Regions from separate parts of the Homo sapiens genome. Here region 2 is linked to region 1. A link is a loop called in an ENCODE intact Hi-C map of the cell type or tissue named here. Cell type or tissue: A673. All regions are shown on one strand.

Evidence for each region. Peaks named below come from ENCODE experiments on the same cell type or tissue, not always from the same donor. Only the 100,000 strongest peaks of a DNase experiment are listed, where the experiment ranks them.
Region 2: it touches region 1 in a loop (6-fold over the local background); 2 of 110 quality-filtered maps call a loop at or near these places.

The regions. Positions count from the first base shown.
Region 1 is chr13:112,602,191-112,610,190 of GRCh38, reverse strand. It overlaps a transcript of TUBGCP3 not described here. Among named protein-coding and RNA genes, the nearest start is that of TUBGCP3, 18 kb to the right of the region's middle. RefSeq lists silencers at 3,507-3,736, 3,767-3,816. In A673, a CTCF peak has its summit at 3,617 (motif pointing right); a DNase peak (open chromatin) is centred at 3,690; H3K4me3 peaks cover 840 bases; H3K27ac peaks cover 360 bases; H3K27me3 peaks cover 517 bases.
Region 2 is chr13:112,093,318-112,101,317 of GRCh38, reverse strand. SOX1-OT (SOX1 overlapping transcript) reads right to left here. Exons shown (of 4, transcript NR_120392.1): 2 at 5,687-5,843; 3 at 2,844-3,002. Among named protein-coding and RNA genes, the nearest start is that of LINC00404, 9.3 kb to the left of the region's middle. In A673, no CTCF peak of the experiment used is centred here; DNase peaks (open chromatin) are centred at 3,407 and 3,827; H3K4me3 peaks cover 1,131 bases; H3K27ac peaks cover 3,464 bases.

The DNA.
Region 1 (8,000 bases):
TGTGAAAATGGACTAATACAGTAAATCATTATATTTGAAGTGAGCTTTTTATAGACAGCATGTAATTGAGTTGTGCTGCTTGCTAATCTTTTTTTAATTGGTATATTTATGTCATTTACATTTGAGGTAATTATTGATATTTTAGGCCTTAAGTCTGCCATTTTATTATTTGTGTCTGTTTTTTCTGTTTCTTATTCCTTTGTTTCTCTTTTCTGCCTTGAATCACTTGAACTTTTTTTTAGAAATATATCTGAATTTATCTATAACAGTTCTTCAGTATATCACTTTGTGTAACTTTTCTAGCACTTGCTCTAGGTGCTGTAGTGCACATAAATAAATTATCTTAGGCTACTGTATTAACGTTTCACCACTTCAAGTCAAGCCTTGAAATGCTGCTTGTGTTAGGCCCTACCCTACCCACTTTTAAAATATGATTGTCTCAAGTTTTTACTCTACATACATTGCACAGCACACCAGATGGGGTTGTGTTTTTGTTTATTTGTTTGTTTGTTTTTTTGACAGAGTCTCTTCTGTTGCCCAGGCTGGAGTGCAGTGGAACGCGATCTTGGCTTACTGCAACCTCTACCTCCTGGGTTCAAGCAATTCTCCTGCCTTAGCCTCCTAAGTAGCTGGGATTACAGGTGGGTGCCACCATGCCTGGCTAATTTTTGTGTGTTTTTCTTTTAGTAGATAAGGGGTTTCACCATGTTGGCCAGGCTGGGGTTATGTTTTGTTTTTGTTTTTGTTTTTTTTTTTTGCTTTAACCATAAAATATTATTTAAGAAACTCATGAGATAAAGAATAGTTTATTGGCTGGGCGCGGTGGCTCATGCCTATAATCCCAGCGCTTTGGGAGGCTGACGCAGGCAGTTCACCTGAGGTCAGGAGTTTGAGACCAGCCTAATCAACATGGAGAAACCTTGTCTCTACTAAAAAATACAAAATTAGTCGGGCATGGTGGTGCATGCTGTTAATAGCAGCTACTTGGGAGGCTGAGGCAGGAGAATTGCTTGAACCCGGGAGGCAGAGGTTGCAGTGAGCTGAGATCGCGCCATTGCACTCCAGCCTGGGCAACAAGAGTGAAACTCCATCTCAAAAAAAAAAAAAAAAAAAAGGAATAGTTTTATTGCTCTTCTCTTATTGATGAAATTTTGGTCTTCTTTTTTTGGGACTGAGTTTCACTCTTGTTGCCCAGGCTGGAGTATAGTGGCAAAATCTTGGCTCACTGCAAGCTCTGCCTCCCAGGTTCAAGTGATTCTTCTGCTTCAGCCTCACGAGTAGCCGGGACTACAGGTGCACGCCACCACACCTGGCTAATTTTTGTATTTTTAGTAGAGACAGGGTTTCCCATGTTGGCCAGGCTGGTCTCAAACTCCTGATCTCAGGTGTCCACCTGCCTCAGCCTCCCGAAGTGCTGGGATTACAGGTGTGAGCCACTGTGCCCAATCAATTTTTGGTCTTCTTTTAACATTTTCTTTCTGTTCAGCAGGTTTCTTTCAGCCCATTTCTGTTAGTTTTCCTTTGTCTGAGAATGTCTTTATTTCCCTTTTACTCCTGAAGACTCATTTTGCCAGGTCTCGGATTTGCAGCCGACAGTCTTTTTCTTTCAGCTCCTTTCCTCCTGGACTCCATGGTTTCAGATTTCTAAGCTTGCTTCTTTGTCTTTGAAAAGGTTTTATTCTGATGTGACTTGGTGTGAATTTGTGGGGGTTTATCCTAACTGGCATTCTCTCAGTTTCCTGAATCTGTAGATTTATGTCTTTTGCCAAATCTGGAAAGTTTTCAGATATAATTTCTTTTCAGCCCCACACTCTCCTTTCCTATGGGACTCTAATGCTGTGAATGTTAGATCTTTTCTTACTGCCCCATAGACCCTGAGGCTCTGTTCATTTTTTTTAGTCCATCTTCTTTCTGTTGTTCAGAGTGTAAATGTTATTGCTCAGTCTTCATGTTCACTGGTTCTAACCTCTTTCGTCTCCATTCTGCTATTAAGCTCATTTAGCATGTTTTCATTTCTGTTATTTTACTTTTCAGTTCTATAATTTCTACTTGGTCCTTTTAAAATAATTTCTCGTTTTTGCTAAGTTTCCTATTTGTTCATTTATTTCAACTGAGTTCATAATTGTTTGTTGAAGCATTGTTGTGGCTGCTTTGAGCATCTTATAACTCCACCTTCTGATTTACTTTACTGTGGTGTCAGCTGATTGTCTTTTCTTATTCAAGTTGTGTTTCTCCTGCTTCTTGTTGTGACAAGCAATATTTGCTTGTATCCTGCACACTTTTAATATTATGCCAAGATTCTTGATCCTATTTAAGTTTCTGATTTTTAACAGACAGTAGCTTTGTTTAGGTTCAGTGTATAGGACCTGGCCTATTTTTGTGAACTGTAATTCCAGTAACAATTTGGTTTTCAGAGCCTTGCAAGGCTAATCTGGTCTAGTTCAGATTTCAGCAAGGTGTAATTTTTTAATGAACATCTATTCATTTTGTAATTAGAAAAATAAAAACTCACTGTACACATGCATCTTATATACAACATGTTAGTATGGATGACACCAGGGCCAAGTGAATACCAGAGTCAAGAACCAAGAGTCAAGGCCATAGGAGAAGAAACAAGTCATACAGTTCAGGGGTGACAGTGGCAGGCAGGACTATCTGACATTCCCAGGTAGCAACAGTTTGTGGGCATGAGGCCTCTGTGCACACTGGGTTATATAACACGTGCTTATTTCAAAGGCACCATCTAGCATCTGAGAGGTGTTTGCCTAGAGGCCAGCCTTGGATTCAAATTTAGGACTTGTGGCTCTGAAGCCACAATGTTACTGGTTGCAAAGTAAGATACAAGATAAAACAATCTTAATTAATTAATTTTACACTTTTAAAAAACAGCTACTAGAAATTTTACTTTAAACCCGTGAAACTCATTTGTGATGCACAGGGTTTCTTGTGCTGTGGAGATGAGACCATCTCTGTTTGCCGAATCAATAAATCTCTACAGCCGGAGCTTTATTAAGTACTACTATTGAAATAATTGGATAAATTTAGATTCTCTATTTTCCCATTAATCTTGGATTAGTTTTAATATATAAAATAATGCAATCCTGACATATGTATAATGCTAAATTAAGGTTCATTTAAAAACAGACTCAGTATGCTAAAGTGAATCTCTCTATTGATCTTATTCATGTAATCTTGAAAAAGTTCATATATTGAAATCTACAAATAAAAATTCCATACCCTCTTTTACTGCTGCCATTTTTACATGCCTGCCAGGTATTTTTTAAACCTCTCAAAATCCTGCAAGTGAAATCTACTTTGAGGATTGGAACACGGAAGTCCAAAGCAGTATCTCGCTCGGAGTCGTCTCTGGCACTGGGATTTCACCAGGACTTTCTGAAGGGCTTTGCAGGGCACCTTGCAGCCTCCAACGTTCTCTTGCTCGTGCAGGGTGGAACGAGCTCCTCCGCATTCTGAAAACCGCCTTTTTCAGTCAGGCAAAGATTGTGGACCACGATCAAATAGACTCATTTGTAGAACTGGGAGAACCCTCCTAATCATCTGACAGTTACTCTTAGATTTCGTCTCTGAAATCGGTTGCGATTCCCGCTGGACGGCAGGGGGCAGCACCAGGCCGCCTCAGGGCCGGACCCGCGCGGGCGGTGCCGCCGCTTCCCCTCAGGCGGCCGGTGTGGGTGGGGCAGCCCGTGGCCTGGGCGGAGTCGGGAAGGGCCTGGCGGGCAAGAGCCTCAGACTGAGGGAAGGAGAGGGCGCCTTTCCGCGCTTCTGTTTCCCTAGAGGAAGGAAAGAAGTTGAGAAAATTCAGAGCCAAATGTAGATTTTCTCGAGTGCCTCATTCCCCACAGCGATCTTGCTGGTAACCGGGAGTGTGTTTTTTCTGCATCAAATGCTCAAATGCGGTCTTCCAAAATGTTTCCGACTGCGGCAGGAATTTCAAACGAAATCCTCGGAGCTAGAAGAAGAGTTACAGAAAATCGCGAATTTCCAGGCAACACGCCAGGGATTTGGGGAAGAGAACAGTAAAACGTAACAGAAATAGCAGCTTCCTGACACGGTGGAAGTCATCTGGTGAAGATTTTTTATACATTTTATATCGACTTTTTAATCTCCTAATTTATGAGTAAAGTGTTAACCTAAGAAGTAAGAATGCATTTTGTAGCTCATCATTGTTTAAATAGAGGCTTTGAAATTCAGCCCGTCTCGGTGATTGTAGCCGCCATTACAAAGTGGCTGCGGGAGGGGTCTGGCCTCTGCTCAGCCACTCACTGCTGTGTGATCTTGGGCAGAGCACTTGATGTCTCTGAGCCCGTCTCCTGAAGCCCAAAGCCAGGCTGTAATATCTGTGTCGGCTGTTCCGTGAGGAAAGATGCCTCATCTCTAGCTCTTCCTCAAGGCTATGAATATAATCAAAGGCGGATGCTCAGGGCTGTGAATAAGAGTTCAGTGACGCAGCGTTTTATCCAGTGCATTCCTCTTCCCAGGCGTCTGTGACATCGTCTTACCGACCAGCTGCCCCACTCTGGGACATTTACATCGCTTTGCAGTGGCCGCACTGACGGTCGACAGCTGCGCCAGGACTTAAGGCTCCAGCCTGGTCCCCTCCTTGCTTCCCAGCACTGCCTGGTCAAATGGTGGAGGACAAAGTGGAGGCAGAAGACGGAGGCGCAGCTGACACGTGGACTAAGGGCTCTCCAGGCATTCCGACTTCTGAAGAGGTGGCTGACAGCCTGAGCTCCATGGAAAGGTTGGGATAAAGAGCCTGTGTGATTGTCTACTCCAAATTCATGACTTTACAGATGGGCTTCAGCCAATGGTTTGGGTCCCAAGCTGTTGTTATTATTATTATTATTATTATCATTATCATTTAAGACAGTCTCGCTCTGTCACCCAGGCTGGAGTGCAGTGGTGCGATCTTGGCTCACTGCAGCCTCCGCCTCCCGGGTTCAAGTGATTCTCCTGCCTCAGCCTCCCGAGTAGCTGGGATTACAGGTGCCTGCCACCAGGCCCGGCTAATTTTTTTGTATTTTTAGTAGAAACGGGGTTTCACCATGTTGGCTAGGCTGGTCTCAAACTCCTGACCTTAAGTGATCTGCCCGCCTCGGCCTTCCAAAGTGCTGGGATTACAGGCATAAGCCACCGTGCCCGGCCCCAAGCTGCTTTTAGAATGGCTTTTACTTTCTTATATGTAATAGCGAAGAATTTAAAAATGTAAAGACAAGCCAGATGTCATGTTTGAAGAGGGAAATTAATCCCATAAAGAGCAGCACATCCATGTGATGGGGTATTAGGAGGCCCTCAATAGCCAAGGGTTAGCCTTTTTGATGACATAGAAAAATATGAGATATGATATTGAGTGAAAAGGGAGGTTATAAAATATCATGTGTAGTGCAATCACAAGTGTATGCACACACGCGGTGGAGAGAGACTGGGTGGACAGCACTAACCCATTACCAGGGCTGTCTCCTGACTTTTATCCTTTGGGTATTTTTTGTGGTTTCCAAATTTTTCAATGCACATTTATTATCTTAGGAGCAGGAAAAAACTTATTTTTGCCAATGAAATAAAAATAAATTTGGGCCAGGCATGGTAGCTCACTTCTGTAATTACAGCACTTTGGGAGTCTGAGGTGGGTGGGTTGCTTGAGCCCAGGAGTTCGAGACCAGTCTAGGCAACATGTCAAGACCTCATCTCTACAAAAAATTAAAACATGAGCTGGGTATGGTGGCATATGCCTGTAGTCCCAGCTACTCAGGAGGCTGAGGTGGGAGGATTACTCGAGTCTGGGAGGTCAATGCTGCAGTGAGCCGTGATGACACCACTGCACTCCAGCCTGGATGACAGAGTGAGACCCTGTCTCAACAACAAAACAAACAAGTGTGTTGGTGAATATTTGAAGATAGTTTCTCAAACTAAAAGATACCCAAAGAAAACCTTGGAAATATAAAAAGAATGCATGAATTGAAAACAAAAAGCCATAATACAAGACTCTAAAGATCTGGAATGAAACCTAATAAGAGACTGGTAGGTCAAATGAGAGCAAAGCATTTGAATTTGACTGGATTGTTTTCTCACTGGAAATAGTGATTCTATGAGTTCACCATTAACACATTTTTTGACTGGAAAACTGCTATAGGATCCCAGGGAGGACTAAATTTGAACAGAGGAAGTGGACAGTGTTGCAGTCTCTGTTCTAGCTCTTGCTTCTAGAATAGGAGAGTTAAGAGCACCAATTTGGGATGAAGAAAGCAGAAAGCAATTATCGATATCAATCAAGAGAGCAGAACAGCCTCTCTCCCTCCATCCTCCCTCTGCCCTCTTCTCCCTTCCTCCTTCTCTGCTTTCCTTTCACTCTGTGTATGTTAGCTTTGGCCCCATTCCATAAGCCGAGATAAAAATGCTAGGCATGATAAATTTGTGACTGTTACTAACATTTAGGATTTTTTTTTTGAGATGGAGTTTCACTCATGTTGCCCAGGCTGGGTGCCATGGCGCGATCTCAGCTCACTGCAACCTCTGCCTTCCGGGTTCAAGCAATTCTCCTGCCACAGCCTCGCAAGTAACTGGGACTACAGGCGCATGCCACCATGCCTGGCTAATTTCTTTTGTATTTTTAGCAGAGACAAGGTTTCACCGTGTTGGCCAGGATGGTCTCGATCTCCTGACCTTGCGATCTGCCCACCTCAGTCTCCCAAAGCACTGGGATTACAGGCGTGAGCCACCACACCTAGCACATTTAGGACCGTTATATGGAATTCTTCATATCTTCTAAGTTTTAAAAAAACAAAATCTACCAAATATTAGAGATTTAGTAGTTAAATAAAATCATTAGGAAAGAGCAAAGACTTGCCCAGTTTTAGGTGGAGTAAATTCTGGAACTTTTAATACAAAGATAGGCTGGGAAACTGCAAAGATAACTTTGCGGTTCTTCTTGTATGCAAATCTGTGATCATGGATGGAGAAGCCTGGAGGAGAATCGGAAGGCAAGGTCAAACTTTATGGGTTGTGATCCATTTGGTTCTTTCAGTAAGAATCCACAATTGATAAAATACTAGAGTTTGTGTTTCTTAGCTGAGAATGCAGGCGCGAGGAAGTAAAATGATTTCTTCTCGTCAGTAGTAGAGCCACCTAACCCCAGTCTTCGGCCTCAAGCTCTTTCTGTGCTTTATTAAATCAGCTGCTTTTTAACAGAAAACCGACTTTGCACACCAGACTATAATGCAGGTCTTGCTTTGGGAATATTTACATGGTAATCTTATAGTCACATTATACACTAAATAAATGTTAGCTGGGCCATTTGTGTAGAAATATAACTTGTGCAAAATAAAACCGTTAATGTGTAAAACACATGATGGGGGAGTTTCTTGGTTTTGAGTGTCTGCCTCAAATTATACAGACTCATCTGTAAATTCCAGCTGTATCTTTCAAAATACATTCAAGCTAACGTTCGGTAAAATGAACACTTAGCAGTGGCAGTGCATGGTTGGTCACTAGCCCACTCAATTGTTTTGTGAGGCAGATGAAATATAAAAATATGACAAAGAACAAATGTTTTCCTCTCCTATGCAGAGGTGAACTGAAGCCTGCTGCCGCCAGGGTAATTTATAACATATATTTATAGAAATAAATGGCCCGTCTGGGCATTCATGTGTTTCAAATCAATCATGGAGTACAATGCTCAGTGCCGAGGGAAAAGAGAGTTATTCAGAAGGTCTTTTGAGACCTCCTCTGACCACGGTGGTGGCTCACGGAAGAGTTTGCAGCTGCAGGTTCTGTGGTGGACAGAGGCTCTCCATCTTTATATTATTAATCTGGGTGAAGCGCTTTGTTCAAGCAGAAGGGGAATAAGCGCTCTAATCATCCGGAAACTCATTAACTTCTTTCTTTCAAATGTCTTATCAGATTTCTCCCTTGATGCTTTCCTCTAATTCCTTAGGACTGAAGGGCTAAAGACACTGGAGAGTGTATTAAAATATATTAAGCAA
Region 2 (8,000 bases), 510 kb after region 1:
TAAGAAACAAATAATTGAAGTAATAGGTAATTCCCTTTAAATCGTGCATATAGGATGGTCCCAGAAAGAATGAGATGAGGTAGAGAGCAGAGGGCTGAAAGTGAAGAAATATCAACCTCAACTCTTAAATGGCATAGCTGTCAGGAAACAAAATTTAGATATTCACTGCATGTATGTGTGCACATGTCTCTGTAAGCTCCACAGCCAGCATGCTTGTGGTAAGAATAGGTGTTCTAGTGTAGCACTAATATGGATGATTTTCCTTTCTGGAACCCCGACCATTTAAAATTTAAAGAAATCTAGGCCGGGCACCGTGGCTCATGTCTGTAATCCCAGCACTTTGGGAGGCCGAGGTAGGCAGATCACGAGGTCAGGAGATCGAGACCATCCTGGCTAACACAATGAAACCTGTCTCTACTAAAAATACAAAAAATTAGCTGGGCATGGTGGCAGGCACCTGTAGTCCCAGCTACTCGGAAGGCTGAGGCAGGAGAATGGCATGAACCCAGGAGGCGGAGCTTGCAGTGAGCCGAGATCGCGCCACTGCATTCCAGCCTGGGCGACAGAGGAGACTCCGTCCCCCCACCAAAAAAAAAAAAAAAAAAACACTAAACATAGTTTCTCTTCCCTCCACTATTCCCACATCACCTCCAACTGACTTAATATTTACAATTGCCTCTCAATGCTCTCCAAGACTTCTGGCTCTGAGAAAAGACATAGAAAGAATTCAGACCAGAAATATCTTGTGGCGTGGCTGGGAGGTCAGTGGTACAGACTTTTCTGCATTACAGAAATTGCCTTCTAAACTTCCCAGAGAACAAGCACAAATGTAGCACAGGATTTGGTTGCAAGTGGGCATGCTTATTTAAAAATTTATAAGATTAGCTAAACCCCATTCAATGGTACTAACTTTGATTTTTTTTTTTTTTTTTTTTTGAGGAGTTGAGGGAACTCATTTTTAGCTTTGGTACCGAATGGGAAACTGGTCTCCTAGAGTTTTCATTTGTAGATTTTTTTTAGTTGATGGGAGCGGGGGACAAAGCAACAGAAATTCTCTGTCGAATACACACTGCAAACTAGCATGAACCACTCATTATAAGGACAAGAGGTTTTTAGAATAAAAATAGTTATGCAAAAGTTTGGGGTTATAATTTATAATCCCTACATAAAGAAATATTAGGGAAGAATAGCTGATATTTGACACAAACAATTTTTTTTACCCCTGAGACCATCGGGACAAGAAATTATCTGTAGGCTACTTCTACACACACACACTTTTTCTATTTCAACAAGCCTAAGATGCCATTTATAAGATGCATCTTTATTTTACATGCTGCTATGAAAGAAAAAACTCTGCCAATTGTAATTCTAAGTTGCCGCTGATGGTAATGGTGCATTTAGATTCCAGAGATGATAAAAATATTTAAAATGAGTGTCTTAGAACCAAAGAAATACAATATGCATTGTTGAGTTCATTGAATAATGAGTTTGTAACATTTTATCCAGAATATTTTCAAAATTATCCATTGTTCCATAGAAATTAACTTTGTTGTAAATTAATAAATGTGTCAATAATCATATGTGAGTAACACATGCAACACGACTCTATAGATATGCAGAGTTTAGAAATGCAGAATTGAAACATTTATCCATTCCAGCCACCTCACCCAAAGGAGAAAGAAAAGTTAAAAACATAAATATTCTCTCATCAGTAATAATCTAGCAATTGAGGCAAAAGATGTGGATTGCTGGTTTTTTTCCAGAAATTATCTAAATTAGAGAAAGAACTCCAATTGTTCACTTTATTTGATACACATATGCATATTTGGTGCCTGCCAAAGTAAAGTGAACAATTTAGGCTGGTTGGTTTGGTTTTGGTTTTGGCACTGCAGATTGGATATGGTTAATTTGAATAATTTGGTTCCAAGAATCAGCTTCTCCCCCTAAATGACAGATTTTTCTCTACATGATCTAAACTGTGCCTAAACTCTTTACCTGTAGATGCTCTCATATTCACCTTCAAATACCTCTCCCTCCCCACACTGAGGACCCTATCAATCTAAGAAAACCAACCATAATTTTGAAAATAGGATTACGTTCAGAGAGAGATCAGCAATTTTCAAGGAACCAGTTAAATCTAATTTAATTAAATTTTAAAATGAAGCTAAAAATTTTTAAATTAAGTCTAATGGAAAATTTTTAACTTCAATTTAAAATTAAATTTCATGTTTCCTTGTAAGTTAGCTTGTGTTCAGACAGGCAGACACGGAGACTAATTTTTACTGCAATAGAAGTAGGCCTTGGCTGCACGTGGAAAGCACGAGGGGGAAAGGTACCCGCCAGCAGACCCAGGAGTTCTAAACATGCCCCACAGAGGCTGCACGTGCCTGTGCAGGTGTGCGTGTGTGTTTCTGTGTGCTCACACTTGCCCATGCCTCATGAGTGGCATCTGAATCCTAGCAAGCTGCAGCAGGCAGCACTCGTGGCACCTGCCAGAGTTAAGCACTGACCAAGCCCTGGTGCAGGAGAGAGCAGGGAGATGTAGAGAGGCCAGGGAGAGGAGCAAGGGAAGTGGAGAGAAGTACGACTGTGAGTTAACGTCTTTCTGGAAACCAGCTTTGCTCTTCCTTACGGTTCATGATGCCAAGCATGTGCGAATGTGAGCCGCGTGCTCAACTCTGCCTGCGGGTCTTTTTCTCACTGAAGGGAATGGTCAGCTGGGCCTGTGTCTGTTCTTTGTTCTTACCCTCCTCTTGGAACCTCTCCCCCAACCCTAGATGAATTAATCCACAAATGTCTACTCAGTGCATGCAAACTGCAGTAAGCATCTCGTTCATAAATACCTAGTTTCCACTGAATTTTCAAACCATGCAGAAGATGGTTCTGTGTGTTCGTCTTCCTGGATCACGCTCCTGGGCCACTTGAGTGGAGGCATTTTCACCTCTTCAAAACAATGTCTCAGGTCGTGGTTTCTTAACTGTGGGCAGTGTATACTGAGGTATCTGAAATAAACACAAAATTCCACTCATCATTCGCCTGTGCACTGGTTAGCAAGATGATTACAAGATACTCTAAATGTGCTCGGCGTGTTGAAACACACTTTCAGCTCCAATGACTTCAAATAGCTTATAAGTAAAACAAATAAACAGAATAATGGTGGGATTTATTTGGATTTATTCATTACGAGACTAACCAAGGCATGACATTTTCAGGCATGTCTTAATTTTTACAGGAGCAGGAAGGGCTTTCCTATCTTGATGTGTTCATCCCCCAAGCCTCAGGCAGTTATCTCTCTGGCCTGTCCCACGGCTTGAGGAGCCGACAGGGCACTGTGAGGGCTTTCGCAGCTCATGCATGGCTTGCCCCAGCTTCTACACATTAAAAGTGAAATAAATACCCAGGCCGACTCGCCTAGATTATGATCTGTGAGTTGATGTGTTAAATGAGCCCGTCGCCTTAAAGGTTATAAATGACAAGATTTTTACTATTACAAGTAATTTATAGCGATTTCCTGTTTGACGTGACAGATCCTCATGGAGAAGTCCAAATTCGTCTGCTTGACATACATTTATTTTAACACTTTACCCTTCTCCAAATTCTAGCATGTATTAACTACTGTTTGCCTAGGTGTCAATTTGTACCTGTGGGGTCTCCCTCTTGAGGCCTCAGTGGGGTCCCCTGGCCTCTATTCCAGCTGGCTGCCTGCATTTTAGCAGCTAATGTGGGTGATTACTGGCATATTTACTGTAATTTATAAAAATCACAGGAAATGACATTTTTATTAGTCACTGACTCCACCGTCACCAACTGCAATGGATGTTATGCATACAAATCCATTTTACAAAATTGTTCTTCCAAAATCAGAAGCTCTTTCCAGTCTCTAATTCTGTGGAATGATCACATTTCACTTTCACTTACCATGAACGGGATCGCGGCTGAGCTCAGAACTCAGCTTATTTCTCAGGCCTTGGAACTGTCTGTGTGGGGACTAGAATAGGGTCAGGGAAATGCTCTCAAAGACAGAGAATGATCCGGAAACATCCTGGCCTCAGTCTGAGAGTGAGCACGGCACCCACGCTTGCTATTGTCTTTACCGTTATGTGTGCCAGGATTTGTGGGACCCGTGCACACTGACACACTCCAGGGCCGTGGGCAGAGGTGGCTCCACGCAGGTCAGGTGCGGCTCGGAGAACCTAGTAGAACCCTGTTCTGCCAGTCCCTTGCTGCATGGCTCCAGGAGGCCTTGCTTCTCTGAGAAGGTTGGCAGTGGATTGAGTCTTAAAGGATGAGTAGGAATTTTCTGCTTGAGGGCAGAGAAGGCAGGGAATGTACTATGAGCAAAAATGCATGGAGTTGTAGGAGAAGATGTTGGGGTTGGGAAATTGCAAGATTTTTTGATATTGCTGGGGAGTAGGGTGCCTATGAAGGAACAGAGAAAATAAGACCAGAACCTTATTTTCCAGGAATCATATCGTAAGCCATGTGAATGCCATGCTAAAGAGTTTAGACGTCATCCTACAGACAGTGAGAAACCATGACAGATGCTAAATGGTTTTGTGTACATTGAGTATAGCTTGCTTGGAGTTACATACCAAGGGAGGAGAGACTTCAAGGAGGAAGAACTATCACTTATCTCAAAGGCCATAGGAAGTCCAGTTGGTGGAAGTTCCCAGCATGTTCATTGTGTGGGGAGAAGTAAAAGGCCTTTGTGAGCCCTCACAGGATGACTCCGGGGGGAGTGGAGGGGCAGGACCGGAAAGGAGGAGGGGCTCAGAGAACACAGCTCTGCAAGGAGCTCAGCTCAGAGTGGGGAGTGAGGGCAGCTACAGTGCTGTGGGGGCTGCAGCAGTGCAGAGAGGAGGCCAATGGCAGGAGGCACTGAGGATCCCAGAGAATGGACAACTGTGACCACAGTGTTTAATAAGAACACAGTGTGCACCAGGAGCCCAGCTGTCTGCACCTTCACAACCTCATCTAATCTTCATAGGAGCCCTGTCTCCTTTTCCTAATTGTAAATCACATAGTAAGTGTCAGCCTTGGGTTTGACCCAAGGAGTGTGACTCCACAGCTGGGCTTTCACCATGGAGCTGTGGGGCACTATTGAGGGTAACGTGGGACCAGGAGGAGTGCCTTCAGACCAAACTCGAGGGAGAACCTTTCCCTGGACAGAGGAAGGGGAGGGAGGAGGAAGGGGGCTGCTGCCTGTTAAGTTTCTGACGGTTGCTGACACATACCAGGCATGAGACACTTTAAATCTGTTATTGGCTGGGCGCGGTGGCTCACACCTGTAATCCCAGCAAATTGGGAGGCCAAGGCAGGTGGATCACGAGGTCAGGAGTTTGAGACCAGCCTGGCCAACATGGTGAAACCCCATTTCTACTAAAGATACAAAAAATTAGCTGGGTGTGGTGGCGCATGCCTGTAAACCCAGCTACTCAGGAGGCTGAGGCAGGAGAATAGCTTGAACCCAGGAAGCAGAGGTTGCAGTGAGCTGAGATCACGCTGTTGTACTCCAGCCTGGGCAACAGGGTGAGATTCCAACTCAAATAAAAAAAAAAAAAAAGAAAAAATCTGTTATTTATCCTTATTAACAAGGCTGAGGTGAGTGTTTCTCATGCCCTTGTGACAAATAAGGAAACAGGTTCAGGGAGACACAGGGAATCGGTAGGAACAGTAATATCCAAACCTGCATGGGCACGACTTGGAAGTGTCCCTGGAAGTCCGCCGTCCCACCCTCGGTGTAGCCTGTCCTGAGAGGGGGCCCTGATGATGGAGGGCACACAGGCTGCAGGCTCAGGCCCGGCCTGAGAGCTGCGCTTGCTCGGAAGAAGATGCCAAGCCATCTGGAAGAGAAGAGAAGGGCCTGGTGGGTGAATGGCTGGAGGAGGTTGCAGTTCTCAGAAATGGACGTGCTTTCTGACCAGGGAGGGGCACAAAAAAGAATCCTGGGGAGTGCTGAGGACATCACTGGTTTTTCAGACTAACCAAATGGGATGGACCGTGATGGTGTAGGGATGGCTGAGACACAGTACAGAAGCTACTGGATTCGAGGTTAGAGCCCGATGTGGCCATTTCAAGCCAGGGTGGTGAGAAGCCAACTGCATTGAATGTCTTCACTGGGGCAGCCTTGTTGAGCCCAGGGAAGATCAGCTGTGCCGTGAGTGGAGTGTAACTTGCTCTCAGGAGCATTTCGGAATCACACAGCTCTGACTGTCAGAGCTCAGCCCTGCGCCTCTAGGAGAGAGACACATATGGGGCGGAGGTAGACAGAGAGACAGAGACACAGAGGAAGAGTCAGAGAGAGAGAAGAAGAAGAACAAGAGAAGGGAAGGGAAGGAGAAGGAAGGAGAGAGAGGAAGGGAGAGAGAGAGTTTGCTGAAATGGATGGGAATGTGTTATCGCTTACAGCCCTAAATCGGAACTATCTCACAGTGCAATAATTTTTTTTCTTTTACTACGATGGCCAGTACCAAAGATCTAATGAACAAATCCCCTGCATTTGGGAACTGAGAATCAGATTTAACAAATATTTGCTGAGAACCTCTAATGGCTCAATCTTTCAAGAATATTTCCTTCTTTAGTTCTCACAGTCCTTCAAGTTATATATCATTTTTGCCATTTTCCATTTGAAGAAACCAGCTCAAAGACGTGAAGCAATTTGCTTCATGTTTACAAAGCTAGTAAGTAGCATAGTCAACGTTTGAATTAGATCATCTGACTTCAAATCAGTATCCCTATACCACAGCTACCACTGTAGGGTCTACATACGGTGTAGATCACAGTACAACTAAGGTGGAATTTCACCAACCACCAAGATGCAAAGATTGAGTGCTGTGGAGACAAAGGAAGCGATCAGTTGGAATCACTCTGTAGATCCACTGGGACTTAGAAGAGAAGAGGTTGAACAGCAGTGGACTCTGGGAGGGTTGACATTGGCAAAAACCCAAGGGCAAATTTGATTTACTTAAATCAGGTCATGGCTTAAAATGAACATCTTTGTTGTAAGCCCAAGATGTCAAATTGACCTCTGTGACTCCTGGAATAGTCTAAAATGGGAGTTCCATGGACACTATCAGCCCCTTTGACACTGTGGTGAAGCCTCTGAACCCCTTCTCAGGATAATGTTTCTAAATGCACAAAATACAGTGCATATAAGGAACTGATTCGTTATTTTGAAAACTGGTAAGTAAAGGGAAAGATTGTAGCATGTGCATTCTGGTTTCTGTACTAACTCTACCACTGGGTAACCTAATAGTCAAGAAGACATATTTTTTCCTTTGTAGAAGTATTATAGCTAATACATTACAGTAATGATAGAATTTGAAAAAGCATTTCGCATCTCCTAATTAACGAATGGATTCACGCATTAACCCTCAATGGCACCAACTCCCGGAAGTCACGCTGCTTCCCTTTTGCCCTTGAATCAAACCTGAACAGTATCAGGACTCTGAGGCCAACTGTCAGTTCCCAGAAAAGTCACGGAAGAGGCAATGATAAAGGATACCACGGATGCAATTGGCAACCCAGACCGTGGGAAACTCTGCATGGTAAATAACCCTCTTTTTTTTTTTTTCCAAAGAATTCCAAAAAGAGAGACAGAAGAGTGAGATTGTAATTAAATTCTTTAATAATCATAATTTCTTACTAATGGCATGTGTGTGCCTGCCATTGGAAGGAGATTTTGCAGCTGCCACCTTCGTTTCATTTTCTGCTTTGATTTTTGTGGGGTACTTGCTTTTATACTGCAGCAAATGTCAAAACCCAGATTCACAGAGACAAGGCTGCTGCCATGAGGGTTGTAGCCCTGTCTCATATGGAACCATGAACCATATCGGGCTACTAGTTTGTGCGGTGTCCACAGACAACAGTTATCACTGTGTTTCCCTTGAACATTGAAAATATCAATGTTGTTGGCACCCCTGTGAGCTTGCTGTGAGGTCCCAGGGTACCTTGGCACACAGGGAGCAAAGTGTCGCCTAAGTTATACAAGCAGGTGCCCT